Regions from separate parts of the Homo sapiens genome. Here region 1 is linked to region 2. A link is a loop called in an ENCODE intact Hi-C map of the cell type or tissue named here. Cell type or tissue: natural killer cell. All regions are shown on one strand. Region 1 overlaps SGIP1 (SH3GL interacting endocytic adaptor 1). Region 2 overlaps PDE4B (phosphodiesterase 4B).

The links. Hi-C counts contacts between places; a loop is a spot of excess contacts. Peaks named below come from ENCODE experiments on the same cell type or tissue, not always from the same donor. Only the 100,000 strongest peaks of a DNase experiment are listed, where the experiment ranks them.
Region 1: a loop joins it to region 2, with 8 times the contacts of the local background. A loop is called at or near these places in 22 of 110 quality-filtered maps.

The regions. Positions count from the first base shown.
Region 1 is chr1:66,722,190-66,730,189 of GRCh38, reverse strand. SGIP1 (SH3GL interacting endocytic adaptor 1) reads right to left here. Exons shown (of 25, transcript NM_032291.4): 20 at 771-926. Among named protein-coding and RNA genes, the nearest start is that of DYNLT5, 26 kb to the left of the region's middle. In natural killer cell, CTCF peaks have their summits at 3,746 and 3,945 (motif pointing right); DNase peaks (open chromatin) are centred at 859 and 3,969; H3K27me3 peaks cover 523 bases.
Region 2 is chr1:65,955,164-65,963,163 of GRCh38, reverse strand. The region is part of intron 3 of PDE4B (phosphodiesterase 4B); the gene reads right to left. Among named protein-coding and RNA genes, the nearest start is that of PDE4B-AS1, 92 kb to the left of the region's middle. In natural killer cell, CTCF peaks have their summits at 3,928 and 4,134 (motif pointing left); DNase peaks (open chromatin) are centred at 4,103 and 4,393.

The sequences.
Region 1 (8,000 bases), 770 kb before region 2:
TATTAACTATTAAACCTGAATTTGATGTCTTTATTATGCATATGCACATGCACAGTCACACCTACACACACAATTGATTTAAAAAGAAGGCCAGGCGTGGTGGCTCATGGCTGTAATCCCAGCACTTTGGGAGGCCAAGGCAGGCAGATCACTTGAGGTCAGTAGTTTGAGACCAGCCTGGCCAACATGGCGAAACCCCATCTCTACTAAAAATACAAAAATTAGCCAGGTGTGGTGGTGGGCGCCTGTAATCTCAGCTACTTGGGAGGCTGAGGCAGGAGAACCACTTGAACCCAGGAGGCGGAGGTTGCAGAGAGCTGAGATGGTGCCACTGCACTCCAGCCTAGGCAACAGAGCAAGACTCTATCTCAAAAATAAAATAAAAATAAAAAGATGCTCATACAATGAAAGGATTTTATTCTTGTTATTTGGCTCATTTCCCACCATTGTCATCCACTGTCTGTTGATAATGAGTAAAACAGACGATGAACAAACTGTTGCTGATACAGATTTTCTTACCCTGTCTCTCTAACCACTTGAGATAGTTGGCCATTAAAACACGTATATGCATATGCAGTCACACATTCACACACAACCACCCACAACAAATTTTGATAGCTGGTAAAAGTTCTGTGCTTGAATCTACAAATATATCTGAGTGGTGGTAATTTCACTATAGTGCGACCCTGTTGCTAAGATATATCCCTCATCTAAGTACAAAGTACTAAGCCACATGTATCTCTGAAAAATTTATGCAAAATCATATTTACCAGCAGAGAAGTTGGGGGTTTGGCAGGACGTGTTCTAACCTGCTGAAATTTATCACCCGAAAAGTCAGAGCAGCTGGGGACGGGTTGTTGGCAAAGTGTCTGGTGATGCCAGCAGGAAATGACAACACCATTTCTCCGGTAATCTTAACGATACATCTGGCATATCAAAACACAGAGAGGAAAGAGAGAGAAAATCCATGTCAATACACTGAATCAAAACTGCTGTGAAAAACAATTTATGAGGCAATGTTAAATAGCAGAAGAGATAAAAGGCAGGCTCTTACAATTCCATTAAAAAATACTTTAACTTCTATTTTAGGTTCAGGGGTACATGTGCAGGTTTGTTATATAGGTAAACATGTGACTTGGGGGTTTGGTGTACAGATTATTTTGTCACCTGGGTACTAAGCATAGTATTTGACAGTTTTTTTTTTCTGAACTTTTCTCTTCTCCCATCCTCCTCCCTCAAGCAGGCCCTAGTTTCTTTTGTTCCTCTCTTTCTGTCAACATGTTCTCATTATTCAGCTCCCACTTATAAGTGAGAACATGTGGTGTTTGTTTTTCTGTTCCTGTGTTGGTTTGGGAAGGATAATGGCCTCCAGTTCCATCCATGTTCCTGCAAAGGACATGATCTCATTCTTTTTTTATGGCTGCATAGTATTCCATGGTGTATATGTAACACATTTTCTTTATCTAGTCTATCATTGATGGCCGTTTAGGTTGACTCTGTGTCTTAGCTATTGTGAAGAGTACTGCAATGAACATACCAATGCATGTGTCTTGATGATAGAATGATTTATATTTCTTTGGGAATATAACCGGTAATGGGATCTCTGGGTCAAAGGGTAGTTCTGTTTTTAGTTCTTTGAGGAATCACCACACTATTTTCTACAATGGTTGAATTAATTTACACTCTCACCAGCAGTGTATCATTTCTAACTTATCTGAGAACTCAATGGTCAGCACTTATTTTAAAAAGTGACTATTTTGTTTTATGTGTTTTGAAATGTAAGAAGAAAAGTACAGCTTTTCTCTTTCTGTAGAAGTCTATAGCTTCACCTCATGAATAGAATCCTCTACTCTGGTGGTTCTCCCTCACTTTGATTTCTGAATCTTTGGCAGCATATTTGAAGATAGTATATTGTACAATGTTATCACATTATTTCCTGGACTTGTCTTACTTAGCTCTTCGAGTAACATGAGTAATGCCTTTAGCATGTTGTTTTATGTACTCATGAGGTAAAGTTTTTGCCTTGCACTTAACTAGTTCTTCATTCCATTAATTTGTCTATTTGGTCAAAATTGTAAACTCAGTCATATAAGTTAACACAATGGGATGATAGCGTGGAAGGAAAAACAATTCTTTTTTTTTAAAAAAGGCTTTATGAAGATATAATTGATATATAATAAACTGAACTTATATACAGTGTAAAACTCCATGAGATTATATGATGTAAAATCATCATACAATTAAGAAAATGAACATTTCCATCATCCCTGAAAGTTTTCTTATGCTTTTTTGCAATCCCTTTTTGTAATCTCTCCCACTGCCTCCTTTCCCTGTCCCTAGGCAAGAGTTAATATGCTTCACTATAACTTCATTTGCAATTTCTAGAATTTCATATAACAGAATTGTAAGGTGTGTGATTTTTTGTTTCTTTCACTGCACATAATTATTTTGAGACTTGTTCATGTAGTTGTGTGCACTAATAGTTCATTTCTTTTTGTGGCTGTGTAGTGTATGGGTATACCACAGTTTTAAAAAATACATTCACCTACTGAAGAACATTTGGCTTCTTTCCAGTTTTTGCCTATTACAAATAAAGGTGCAATGAATACGCGTGTACGGGTATTAGTATGAATATACCCTGTCATTTCTCTTGGTAAGTACACAGGAGGAGAGTCACTAGCTCACATAATAGGTGTAGACTCTCAAAGAAACTGCCTAACTGTTTTCTAAAGTGGAAAATACAGCTGTGCATGAGGGTTTTAGTTCTTCCACATTCTCACCAACACTTGGTAGAACTGATCATTTTAATCTTAGCCATTCTCATAGGTGAGTAGTGGTATCTTCTTGTTGTTTTAATTTGCATTTCCATAATGGCTAAGGATCATCAGCATCTTTTATGTGCTTGTCATCAGTTATCCTCTGCTTAAACTGTCTGCCAAGTTTTTAAATAGGGTTGTTTGTTCTCTTATTGAATGTCAAGGTTTCTTTATACATTCTGGGAATGTCATTTATCAGATATATAATTTGCAGCCCAGTCTGTGGCTTGTTTTGTTTTTTCTTTCTCTTAAAAGGACATTTGAAGAGCAGAAGTTTTTAATTCATCAATTTATTCTTTTATGGGTTATATCTAATCCAGTCATTCTTTCGGTGTCTTATTTAAGAAATCTTTGCCAAACCGAAGGTCACAAAAGTTTCATTTGTATTTTCTTTTTCCTTTTTGAGACAGGATCTTTCTCTGTCACCCAGACTGGAGTGCAGTCGTGTGAGCATAGCTCACTGTAGTCTCAAACTCCTGGCCTCAAGCAGTCCTCCTGCCTTGGCCTCCCGAACTGCTGGAATTACAGGCATGAGCCACTGCAACTGTCTCACTTATATTTTCTTCTAGAAGTTTAAAAAAAAATCTTTGAGTTTACATTTAGCTTCATTACCCATTTTCACCTATTTTAGTCTTACAATGTATATAGTGTCAAGTATGGATCTCAGTTCATTTTGTGTGTGTGTGGATATGAATATCCAGTTGTTTCAGCATCATTTTTTTGAGAAGACTGTCCTTTCTCCACCGAATTACCTTGAAAATTTTGTTGAAATCTAATTGCCCTTATCTGTGTGAGTCAATTTCTGGATTCACGATTCATTCTGTTCTATAGATTTATTTGGTCTATTTTTTAAGCCAGTATTGCACTGTCTTGATTACAGTAGCTTTATGATAGTTCTGAAATCAAGTAATGTTAGTCCTCTAACTTTGTTCCTTTTCATAGTTGTTTTCGCTATGGTAGGCCCTTTGAATTTCCACATGAGGTTTATAATCACCGTGTCAATGTCTATATAAAATCAATCATTGCCTCCCCGTTCCAATTCACCCTTTACTGACTGCTCTGAGAAAATTAACGGATCTTTATTGTATTTTTCTCTTTGCCTGCAGGAACCATGCTTAGTTTTGTCAGTAGAGGGCGCTAGAGAGACATTGCAGGAGAAAGGGGTTTTCCTTCACCCTTCCAGCCTGCTTGCAAATGCAGGCTCTTGCAATGCACAAGGCTTACGTAGTGCTAGGTTGTTGAAGTTACAAGAGGCTTGTGTGTGGCTCCTGCAGTGCATGTAGTGTCCCCAGAGTGTAGGTTTTGCAAGCCATATAACTCTGCCAGTGCCTGGTAGCACAGACAGCTTTCCTGTCATCTGACTCATGTAGTACAACTGGCTGGGCTGCCACAATGCCCAGATCTTGCAATGCAGATGGATTCTTTTCCAGCCTCCTGCCATGTTCACACCTTCTCCACTGCCATCTTCTGCAGTGCATGGTGGCGGCAGCACCCATCAACCTTAGCTTCCCCTGGCAATTCCCTCGGCCAGTTTTGTAGTAGAGTGCCTCAGTGAAACACCTTCCCATGAGCAGCTGGAAGTCAGCTGGGCTCTCCTTATGCCAGGCCTGAAAACTCTCAAGCAGGTAAGCTGGAGCAATCATAGGGCACACCTCCCCTTTTAGGGATCACTGCCTTCGCCTGAAGTCCAGTGTCTTGCAAGTCATTGTTTTATATATTTTGCTTATTTTTAAGCTGTTTGAGGTAGAAGGGTAAATTGGTCTGTTACTCTACCTTGGCTAAAGCAGAAATTTCACAAGGATTTTATTCTTCTTTGGGACACAGTAAATGCTTAAAGTGAGTGAGCTTCTTTATGATTTCCTCCAATGTCTCCACAGCTGACTCTTGTAGTACTTCACCTCTAAGTTCAGGTATGTACTTTCTGGGGAAATTGATGTTAATAAATGAAAACTTTGCTCACATTGGAGCATGGAGACTCCACGTTGTCCTACAGTCACCTTGGATATTGTGTAACTCTAATGGATGAAACACACATGGTTCAGGTGAGGTGCTGTCTGGCATACATTCAAAATAGCTTAAATGAGGAACTGCTATAACCTTGTAGGTATAAGGCTGGGTTTGGGGCAGAGATTGGGAGCAGATGAGCTTCTTAAAGATGCCATGTGAGCCTCCCTCACTCAGGTGTTAAATCCATAACTTTGTAGTGCTCTGAATGGGATTTTTGGTTTCTGGAAGTTTGCATTTCCATCTCTCCTGGAGAACACTGCTGACCTCCCAGTTTGGGAGCAAACTGCTGTCTTCCTTCTCTACCTTTTAGATCCATTAACCCTGTTTGTATACTAGTGCCAAATTGGTTCTGAACCTTGATTTCCCCTCAAGCTGAGTCTACTCTTGATATTTGTCCATATGTGGACATGTAGAATATTGTTTGGCAGCTATTAGAAAACAATTAGAGCACTTATAAAATTAGATTTCAGCACCTACCATCACTTAGAATATTGTTATTAGCAGTGGTGGCTCAACTGTTCTTTAACTGGTAGGGAATTTTCTCAGTTTTCTTGCCAAGTTGCTCAAAATGAGATCTAAATGGTGTCTTGGTAGGAGATAAAGTTTCTGTTTTGAAAGCAAGTCAGACAGGGGAGGAGGTGGCATTTATTAACTCAACAGGCATCTGTCTATTCACTCCTAACTATGCAAGTTGTTCTTGTTATTTTTTCCAGTGGGGTGGTAATTTAAAAATGAGCAAAATAGCCTCTGCTTTCAAAGGGCTTACAGTGTTGGGTAGAAGGTGGGAGAAGTAGTCCACGTAGTCCTGTGTAAGAAGCACTGAGGCCTCAATTACATTTCAGCATCACAACTGTCAGAGCCAGAACTTTTGCTGACTTATTAATCCATCCAGTGTCTAAATTGACCTGAAATTTTCTATATAAAAATTTAATATTTTCTATACTCACCAAAGAATTTTTTTTAACTTAAGGATTTTTCCTACCAGTATGCAAGGTGGCTACATTTCATGTGAGTTTGAATGGTGGAAATAATGTGAGATGGAAATATGAATAGATGCTTACTTCATGAATAAAATAAGAAATCATGTGAATCCTCACAAATGAAACATTTGTCAAAAAATGGCAAAACTTCAAAGTCAACCAGCCAAGTGACTTATACACTGGATTTTCCCTAGCTGGTCACAGAAACACTGGCCAGTTTTGTTCAGGGAATGTGTGAGGTCATCAGAGATGCATCTCTCTCATAAAATACAATTTATATGTACTGCTAACAAAACCCCTAGGTCTGTTTCTCAGTGTACATCTGTGTAGATGTAGCTTCTCTTCTTTTCTTTACAATTCCCTTTCTTTGGCTTATGTACTGCTTTTCATATTACAAGACTAAGTTCAAAAGAAGGCCTTTCCGAAACATTTCTTAATATCCTCTCCATTTAGCCTTCCTTGGTTTCTCCTTTCTCTGGGTTTGCTTGGAGATAGGTACAGATCTTTTTCTAGGAAATTATGTTGCAGTTTCACGCACATCTTATCTACTATTGTGAAGACAAGTTCTGGGTCATAGGTTCTGGGAAGGCAACGGTGCATAATGTAGAACTCAGAGTAAGAACTCATTGTTTAAAAAATAAATTCATACATTTATTTATTTATTTATAGGGTGCCTACACAATATACCAGGCACAATGTAATGTGCTAGATTTGGCAGTGACAAATTGGACAAATGGTCCTTGTGCAAATTTCTAGTTTAAACTGGAAGACAGATACTGAATAAATAATTAAAATGTGATGATAAAAGAAGGATAAGAGAGAGCCGAGTAACCTAAGCTTTTCTAGGGAATTAGAGAGTTAATCTCTGACCCTTGTTTTTAAGCACCAATGTTCTTTAAATAGGAACTAATAGCGGGAGATGTGTTTCCCCAATCAGTAGCAAAGGTAAGGAATTTGCTGCCTGTGAGCTACTGAGAAAGTCTTACATGTCAGAATACCTGTTATGGGTGCTCCGAATATTTACAGTATAACTATATTTAAATGGGTTACATATCATAGTATATAAAAATTAAGATAGTAGATTTCTGTTCCCAATGGATGGTCTGAGAACAAATGGCTTTGATGCAGGATGACAGGGAACTATAGACAAAATCAAATCCAAATGCCTTTGCTGCATCATTTCTCTGTTTGGTACCTTGGCTGGCATTATTTCCACCTGGTGATAGAACTTGAGTTGTTTCCTTGAAAGTGAGTGATAAAGGAAGAGCAATTAAAATGGTTGCTGAAGATGAAATTAAATATATGAGTGTCATTTCATGATTCATTTATAAGTTTCTGATTTCAAAATTTTAATGAAATAAATTGGATCTCCCACCTACCAGCATAGAGGATATCCTACAACTATTTATGGCAATAAAATTAAAAACAGATTCCATATACATCCACAAGTCAAAGACTCAGTTAATTTAGAAGGGTATAGGAAAAACACTAATATTAATTTGGCTCAAGTGCCATGTCATTGGAATGCCAAGGCCGCAGACATCAAGCTTACAGGTGCAGACTACCCTACACGCCTGTCATAGTGTATTGGGAAACTGAACCAGGATGAAAACCCTGGCTTATATTGTGACAGGCCGATGGGACAGGCTGCTGTACCACTTATTGGAATTAAAAAATACGTTAATAACGGCTTCTTAACTCCCACTGCACCATATTTACACCTGTTCTCTGGTGCACTTGGTATTATATTTATGCACAAGTCCTATTTTCCATATGAGCTGTCTTTATCGCCAATATATCTCCTGTCTAGCACAATGGCAGGTACATAGTAGCCATTTTGTAAATATTAGGTGAGTAATTCAATTCAACTTGTTCAGCAAATATGCCTTGTCCTGTTTAGCTGAGGACACAACAGTGAACCAAACAGGCAAAATCCAGCTCTCATGGTATTTACATTCTAGTGGGGGAGAAGACAAATAATGGACAACAACAACATAAAAGATGTTAGAGAGAAGGGCTATGGAGACAGAGAACATGAGGTAAAGAGGAAGAAAATGTTGACGGGGTGGGGAGCGGTGTTGTTATTTTATATAGGATGGACAAAGAAGGTCTCTTTGATAAATTTACTGAAGAATCATGAAGGGAATGAGGGGACAAGTCACTCAGAACCTAGGAGAAGATTTCACGAAGGCAGAAA
Region 2 (8,000 bases):
AGAGTACTTTAGGTAAGGCAGTATGCATCCAGTGGTGTACGGGAGCTGACTTGTCGCATCTTGAGAAAGGTGATTATTAAATTTTCAGGAATTTTCCAAGCCAGTTGGTAGCTGGAAATCAGCTATGGTGAGAGTATTTACAACATGGAAATCGACAAACACTACCAATCAAATTCTGGCTTGTTGTTGCTGTTGTTTCCTGGGGACCCAGTTGTTAAATACTTCCTAGCCCACCACCACATACAACCCAGTTTTCCCAGTGATTTGGAGGTTTTCGTCTGTAATTATTAATAGCAGCCACTTTCACTTTCAAAAGAGTGCCATTTTGGATCTAAATTACATGGCCCCCCTAATTTTGGGATAGAAAGATCTCTGGGATCTAGGACAGGACATAGACCTGCCTCGTGAGGCCTAAAGAACTGGAAATGCAACAGAAACTGAGGATCTGCTGCTCTCCATTTCTCTCCGAGGTTTCATAATATTCCATCTTTGCTTCTCTCTGTACTTGTTCCATTTTTCTCTTTCTGTAGATAGCTTCCTAATCAGCTTTCCCATGGCCCAATGACCTCTTGAGCCACCCAAATTTGGATAATCTCCCTATCCCAGGGCCCTTCATGGACTAGCAACAGTTTCTGCATCCTTGCTTCAATGTTTTGAAAGTCAGAATCTGATTCAGTCACCTCAGCTGCTTGAGTCAAGCCACACACATCCTATGTCCCTAGTAAAACAGTGGATTCTGCTACCTGTGGGTCAGAGTTCCACCTCTGTCCAATCAGCCATGGCTGGGAGGTGTCTTATGTTACAGTAGCAGACCCTGCCTGGCAAAGTAGCACCTGAGCATGTCTGCAGATGGTCCCCAACTTACAATGGTTCAACTGACCCCTTTTTGACCTTAGGAAGTTGTGAAAGGGATGCACATTCTGTAGAAACCTTACTTTGAGTACCCATACAATTATTCTGTTTTTCACTTCAGTGCAGTATTCAATCAATTACATGAGATATTCAATACTTTATTATAAAATAGGCTTTGTGGTAGATGATTTTGCCCAACCGTAGGCTAAAGTAAATGTTCTAAGCACATGTAAGGTAAGCTGGGCTAAGCTATGATGCTCTGTGGGTTACGTATATTAAGTGCATTTTCGACTAACAATATTTTCAACTTATAATGGGTTTATCAGGTTGTAATCTCATTATAAGTGGAGAAGCATCTGTGTTAAATCGCATGCTACAGACTCTTCAGCCGCACTTAACTGTTTGTTATTTACTGCGTATGTACCCCATGCTCTTTCAAGCCTTCATGCCTTTGTTTCTCGCAGGAAATTCTCTCTCCACTCCCAATCCATCTTCTCCTTCCTTAAGGAACTGATCCTCTATGGCATAACATGACACCTTCCCTAAGTAACTTCATGACACCTTCCCTAGGTACCTTTCATAAGCCCTCTGACATTACTACGCATTTTTCACTCATCTGTCTTCCCATTGAGTTATTATGCACCCTGCACTTGAAATAAGACAAACCGTTGCCTCACCAACTTATTGAATATGCTACCTTAGGAAAGCTATTTAGAGTCTCTGTATAATGGTGGATAATTATATTTATTTGGGAGGGTTGTAAGGACAAATATAGCACATGGCAAGTACTCAAAAAGTACTAATTATTATCTTTATTCTTATTATGAACACCTATAAAAGAGGAGCTATAAAATTATAATATTATAATAGATATCGTCTCTCAAAGAGACAATGGATTACATGGAAAACCCAATAATTTGTATGGTTTACCATAGCTTTCCTGCCATTTTGCAAACATACCAGGCACACATCCTCATTTCAAGGCCTTTGACTTTTTGTTCTCTCTGCCAATAACTCAGTTTTTCTAGACAGATGTATGGCTGGTTTCTTTCTTTCATTCAAGTCTTTGCTCAGTTTTTTCCCTCTTCAAAGAAGGCTTTTGGACAATTCCATCTAAAGTAGCAAGCCTCCACCATTCTCTAGCCATTTGCCTAGACTTTATTTTTCTCTATATTATTATGAAACATCCTACCTATGTGTGATCCACATATGTCACCTCTACAAATACAAGCTCCACGGGCAAAGGTTTCATCTGTTTTGTTTCTTGTCCAATCTCCAGTGCCTAAAACAGTGTACATTTAGGTCCCTAATAATTTTTTTAATGAATAAATGTTTGGACTTACCAGGAGTCCAAAAATGTTTTTTATTGATTTGAGCTAAGTTGATACATGCAAAAGTATATGCCATGTATCCAGTGGAAGTTGAGTTCAGAGAGAGGAGCCATTATAATGATTTTATATATTTACAAATCTTTACAGTTTATAAAGCATGTTCACAAGCTTTTTTCTGTTTACTCCTAAACTTCAAGCTTTCTAGAGATACCCAGTGGCCTCAGAAGACACTGCTCAAAATTGCAAATGTCTCTAAGTTAGAAACTGGTGCCCTTGACACAACGTAGGATAGCATTTAAAAATATGGTCATTATTTTTGAATGTGTATGTTTGAAAAAATATATTTTTATATATATTTTTAGCCTGGATAAATTGGTATTAGTCTTATCTTTCTTTCACAGATGATGAATCTGAGGCTCAGGGAATCTGCCTAAAGTCATGACCTAAAAAATGCAAAGCTCAGTCTAACATTCAAGGCTGTCTGACTCCTAAAGTGATGTTAAACCCAAAAGATACATTCCTTGGCCAAGAATAAAAAACTTTCAACCTCAGCAATCACAGACAATCTATTTCAGCAATCTCTTCTTGCCTAACTTTCTCTTTCTCAAAAGTTAATATAGAATGCTATCTTCCATATCCACCACCGACAGATAATGGAGATGGTGACCTATCATTCTTGCTAGTGCCTTGGGCTTCTTGGAACTGTGTTCTGCGAATTTACTGCGCTGCCACACAAAAGCAAATACTTCCTTCTCAGTCACCGATGCACTGATACAGTGAAACAACAACTCTAAAAGGAACTTCTGGAATCTCCCCCGCAGTTCCCCTGTTGAGAAAAAGATTCTCAGGCACAGGCATTAAACAATTGCTCAGACATAAAGAGCTAAAAATAGCAAATGCAATAATAAAATGTAGACTTTACAAAGCATTTTGTATTTTGTTAAGATAGCCTAGACCAAATCAAATATGTGAGCCAGGCACGTGGCTCATGCCCGTAATCCCTGCAGTTTAGGAGGCTCAGGAGGAAGAGAATTGCTTGAGCCCAGGAGTTTGAGACCAGCCTGAACAACATAAAAAGACCTCATCTCTACCAAAATAATAATAATCATATATGTGAAATAGACGTGGTAAGGGATAAAGGAACTCAACTATCAAAATTACTTTTTTACTGAATCGTCGAATTCAACCTGTTTTGCTGTTGATGGTGAGGCAGTGTGCAGTAGTGAGAAAGCCTGGGGATTTATTAATCAGCACCCTCTTCTGACCCTCATGAACTAAGGGGTGAGTTAGCCAACCCAAGCTTCTGCCTCCTCATCTGTAAAAATGGGGGTAATAATACCTACTTTACAGGATGATGTTATAAAAATAAATCTAAGTAGAGCAAATAAAGAATCTAAGCTATAATGAGTAGCCAGTAATGGTACTTAATATTAATGTTAATATTATTTTTGCACTCTCACCTCCCATCTGCAAATGAGTTAATTGACATGGACCTGGTGGTGTAGTCAGCAGCAGTTTTAATCTCTCATATCCGACAGGAAGCTCATGGACTTTGTGGGTTCTTTATCCTTTATGTCAAAATAGTACCCTACCTATTTCTCAGTAATATCATTGAAAAGCCCATTTAAAAAAATTCAGATTTCTAGAAAATTACCATACATACACACTATCAAACACAACAGTACCTAGTCTTCTCAGAATGAGGTGATTGTTACAGAATCAGAAACAATGAAGCAAATATAAAACATGTATAAATGCTAATCAGAGAGTATTGTTTTCAAAACTAAATTTCAATGAATGTCATGTAAGTGAAAAATAGACAAGGTCCACATTTATGCAATCCTCAAATGATTATCCATTTGAAAGAGATGTGCTGTATATTTAAACCTACACAAGGCACAGCGGTGTTAGCCTACAGGAAATTAACAGTGCAGCAATGCTGCCCTCTTGTGTTGGAAAATAAAACAAAAGAAAATATTTTATTTCTGCATCTGGGAAGCACAGAACACACTCAAATTTAAATGATTAAATACCTTCTGTAATACTTTTCTGATATGCAGTTACGAACATTTGTTTCAAAAGAAGTTTTAAATATAACTATATAAGTCATAACTACAGATACAAAACTGCAGATTACTGCAGATATACAACTGCAGATAAAACAGGTTAAAAAGATAAGGTAACACTATGGTATTTTGCGTGTGTGTATGTGTGTGCGCGCGCGCGCGCGCGTGTGTGTGTGTGTGTATCACATTATACCAACATACTAAAAAACTTAGTCAAAATGGACACATTATTAGAAAAAACATAACATTAAAACAGTATTAAGAATAAAGAGTAGGCTTTAAATAGGTTAAAAACGAATCACAGTTTTAAAAAATCTTCCCATGAAGAAAATATCAGACCCAGATATTGTATAGGTGAATCCTACCACATTATTTATAAATTTTAAACTCTTCCCCAAAAGATAAAAAGAGGGCACAATCTTCAAGTCACTCTAAGAGCCTACCATATCATTGATACTTTTTAAAATACCACAATGTGGGAAAAAAATATCAGTCAACTTCACTTATGAAACTAGATGCAAAAAAATTAAATAAAATATAGGCAAACTTTCCAAATATAAATTTAAAACCATAATAATATATCTTGACCAAGTTGAGCTTATTTTAGGAAGGAAAAGGCAGTTTATCATTAGAAAATATATTTATCACCATATCAATAAATTTTTTAAAAAAACCATCTCAATAAGTGCAGGGAAAAATATAATTTAAAAAAAATCCAACACAAGCATATTTTTAAAAATCTTATAAAGCTAAGAACGCAAAAAGCGCCCATAACCTAATCAAATGCATCTATAAAAAGCCTACAACAGACATAATCTGATTGCAATTCCCTGTACAATATGAAACAAGACGAGCATGACTATAATAGCACTTCTTTTCAGCACTGTACTAAACACCCAATACAATTACAAGAAAAAAATTAAAGGAGTAAAGATTAGAAGGGAAGAAACACAGTGTTAATATTTGCAGAAAATGGATTTTTATGTAAAACACAAAAGATTCTCAAGACAAGTTATTATGCATAATAATCAATAACAAACAGCTGGTTGTAATGTCAAAATATAAAATCTAATTTTATTTCCATGATCAGCCACAGATTGAAAATATATATTTTTAAAATATACTAGTTACAATAGTAGCAAAAGTGAAGTAATGTAACAAAGAGGAGCAAGACCTAAGAATAATAATTATAAATATTTTCTAAAGACTTTGACAGACCTAAATAAATCAAGAAATACAGAATGTTAATAGATAGGAAGACACAATACCAAAAAAATGCCAATTTCCAGAAATGGCTTTCTAAATTCAATACAATTACAATGAAAGTTATAACAGGTTTTCATAAAATTTAACCAGTGATTTTAAAATTTACATGATGAGTACAGGAGCAGGAAGAACTCACCATTTCTGAAGAGTGACAGAGTAGGAGAAAATGCCTTACTGATATAAATTACTAATTAGGCTCAGGGACAGACACACAGGCCAAACAAATAGAGAGCCCAGAATCAGACCCCTGCATAAATGATAGCTTGCTGTGTAACAGACATGGCATTGGAAATTACTGAGAGAAAGATCAGTCAACGAATGGTGGCGAACCTTAAAACTTTTAGAGAAAATATAGGAAAAGATATTTATAAAGTTGGGGTAGGAAAGGATTTTTTAAGCACAAAGCATTGACCATATAAAATAAAAGGGTGATGAAATTCAACTACATCAAAATGAAGAATGTTATCCACCAAGAAGCACCAGAAAGAGGGTAAAAAGACAAGCCAGCCTGAGACAAAATATTAGTATTTACATAAATGTAAAAATGCCTGCAAATCAGTAATAAAGAAGAAAAACAAAAGAGAACAAAAAAGCTAAACAGAGATGTCACAGAAAATAAAAAAATAAAGAGCAAATAAATATCTGAAAATTGTCCAGTCTTCAGTAAAGTCACAATGAGATACCTGTACATACCTACTAGATTGGCAAAAATTAAGTCTGACAATATCAAAGATCAGAGAGTACACAGATAAATAGGAACCTTTATACATGGCTGGTAGGAGTATAAATTTTCAATCACTTTCAAAAATAATTTGTTGTTTCCTGGTAAAGTTCAAGCTGAGCATACCCTCTAAGACAGCAATCACACCAATGACTGTCTCTTCTCCGGGTACATATGTGCAAGACTTTCTACGAAAAGAGACAGGTATACATAACATTTACAGTGATAGGAACAAAGGTGGCAGGATTATTTCAAGCTCCACCTCATTTCTCTCATTTACTATTCACGTATTTCGCGAACATTTACTGGAAGTTTGCTAGGTTATTGCAAAGTCACTGGAGAAGCAAACAATAAGGAAACTCTTAGAAACTCAAGAAACCGCAATCTATATCTATACTTCTTTCTATATCTACATCTAAAACAGTATATAATAGTTGTACTGTAATACTATGTGTGTGTATGTATGTGTGCCTGCAGACATGTACGTGTGTGTTTTAAATAAATTGGACTTGAGAACATGGAGGAAAGATTGATTTTGCTTGAAAAAGAAAATAATTGGTGGAAAGGCTTCAGAGATTGAAATCAAACTGTTAGCTAAACCAGCACCTTTTGTTTCCTGAATTAAAACAGGACCATTCACCCAAGGAACTAAAAATACTGCTCTTCAAAATGTGCTGAATTAAGACTTTCCCAAACCTTAAATATATCCCAGTAGTAAGACTGCAACTTTGGCAATTATACCAGCTCTCTCAGAGCCTCAGCATACCATTTATAGGTTACTGCTTCAGGTTAAATATCAGAGAGAATTTGCTGACAGTATAGAATGGCCCATATTTGAATAAATTGCTGAAGAAAACTGTGGAATCTTTTCAAAATTCTCTAAAAATATCCCAGCAGCTATCAATCTGGGACCTAAAGATGAATTTATGTGACTTCTGGATTTCATGTCCATACTTATTGCTTAATATGCTGAATTATAGTGGTAGCATATTTCTTTTTTAAAATTAAGAGCTTTCTTATTATCCCATATTTCAGCTCCTAATATATTCCAGGCGCTCTCTTAGGCCTCAGAAATGCAGAAAGCAGTAAAACACAGTCCTTGTCCTCAAAGAATCAGAGGCCAGCGTGAGAACAGCACGTAACCCTATAAATGACTGAAGAGCATGTTACTGTAGAAAGTTCAAAAGGGAATTGGGGCACCTTCCCCAGGAGGTGAAATGTGAGTCAGTTTTGAGTGACAAATACAGGTAAGCTGCTAGATAAACCAGAGAAAGGATAACACCCTGCTCTTGAGGAAGCAAGATGACGTACCAGAATGAACTCAATGTGAAGTAGACATGGGCTCGAATCCCAAATCTGTTACCCATGCAAATTTGGGCGACTTGCTTCAGTTTTTCACTTGTGTGAGTGTCAGTGTGCACACATGTGCCACTTGGTGCATTATGCTGTTGCGGTGAGTTCTATTACTATTTCTATGCTTTTGTTGTTGTTTTTCCAATAAGAGGAGAAAGACACATTTCTATGGGTAGAGAATGCAAAATCCCATAAAAGGGTTCCCTCAGAACTGCACTTGACTTTAGTGGATGTAGTATAAACTGTCCACGCCCTAGGGAAACACTTTTCTACATCTCTCTTCCCAGTCCTCAGAACAAAAGGTCTTTATGTGTCAGTGCCTGAAGGTTTACGGGACTGTGCTGAAACTAACATCTGAGATGGATGGACGGACAGGGCTCCAGGGTACAGGGAAGGATTTTGGTAAAAGAA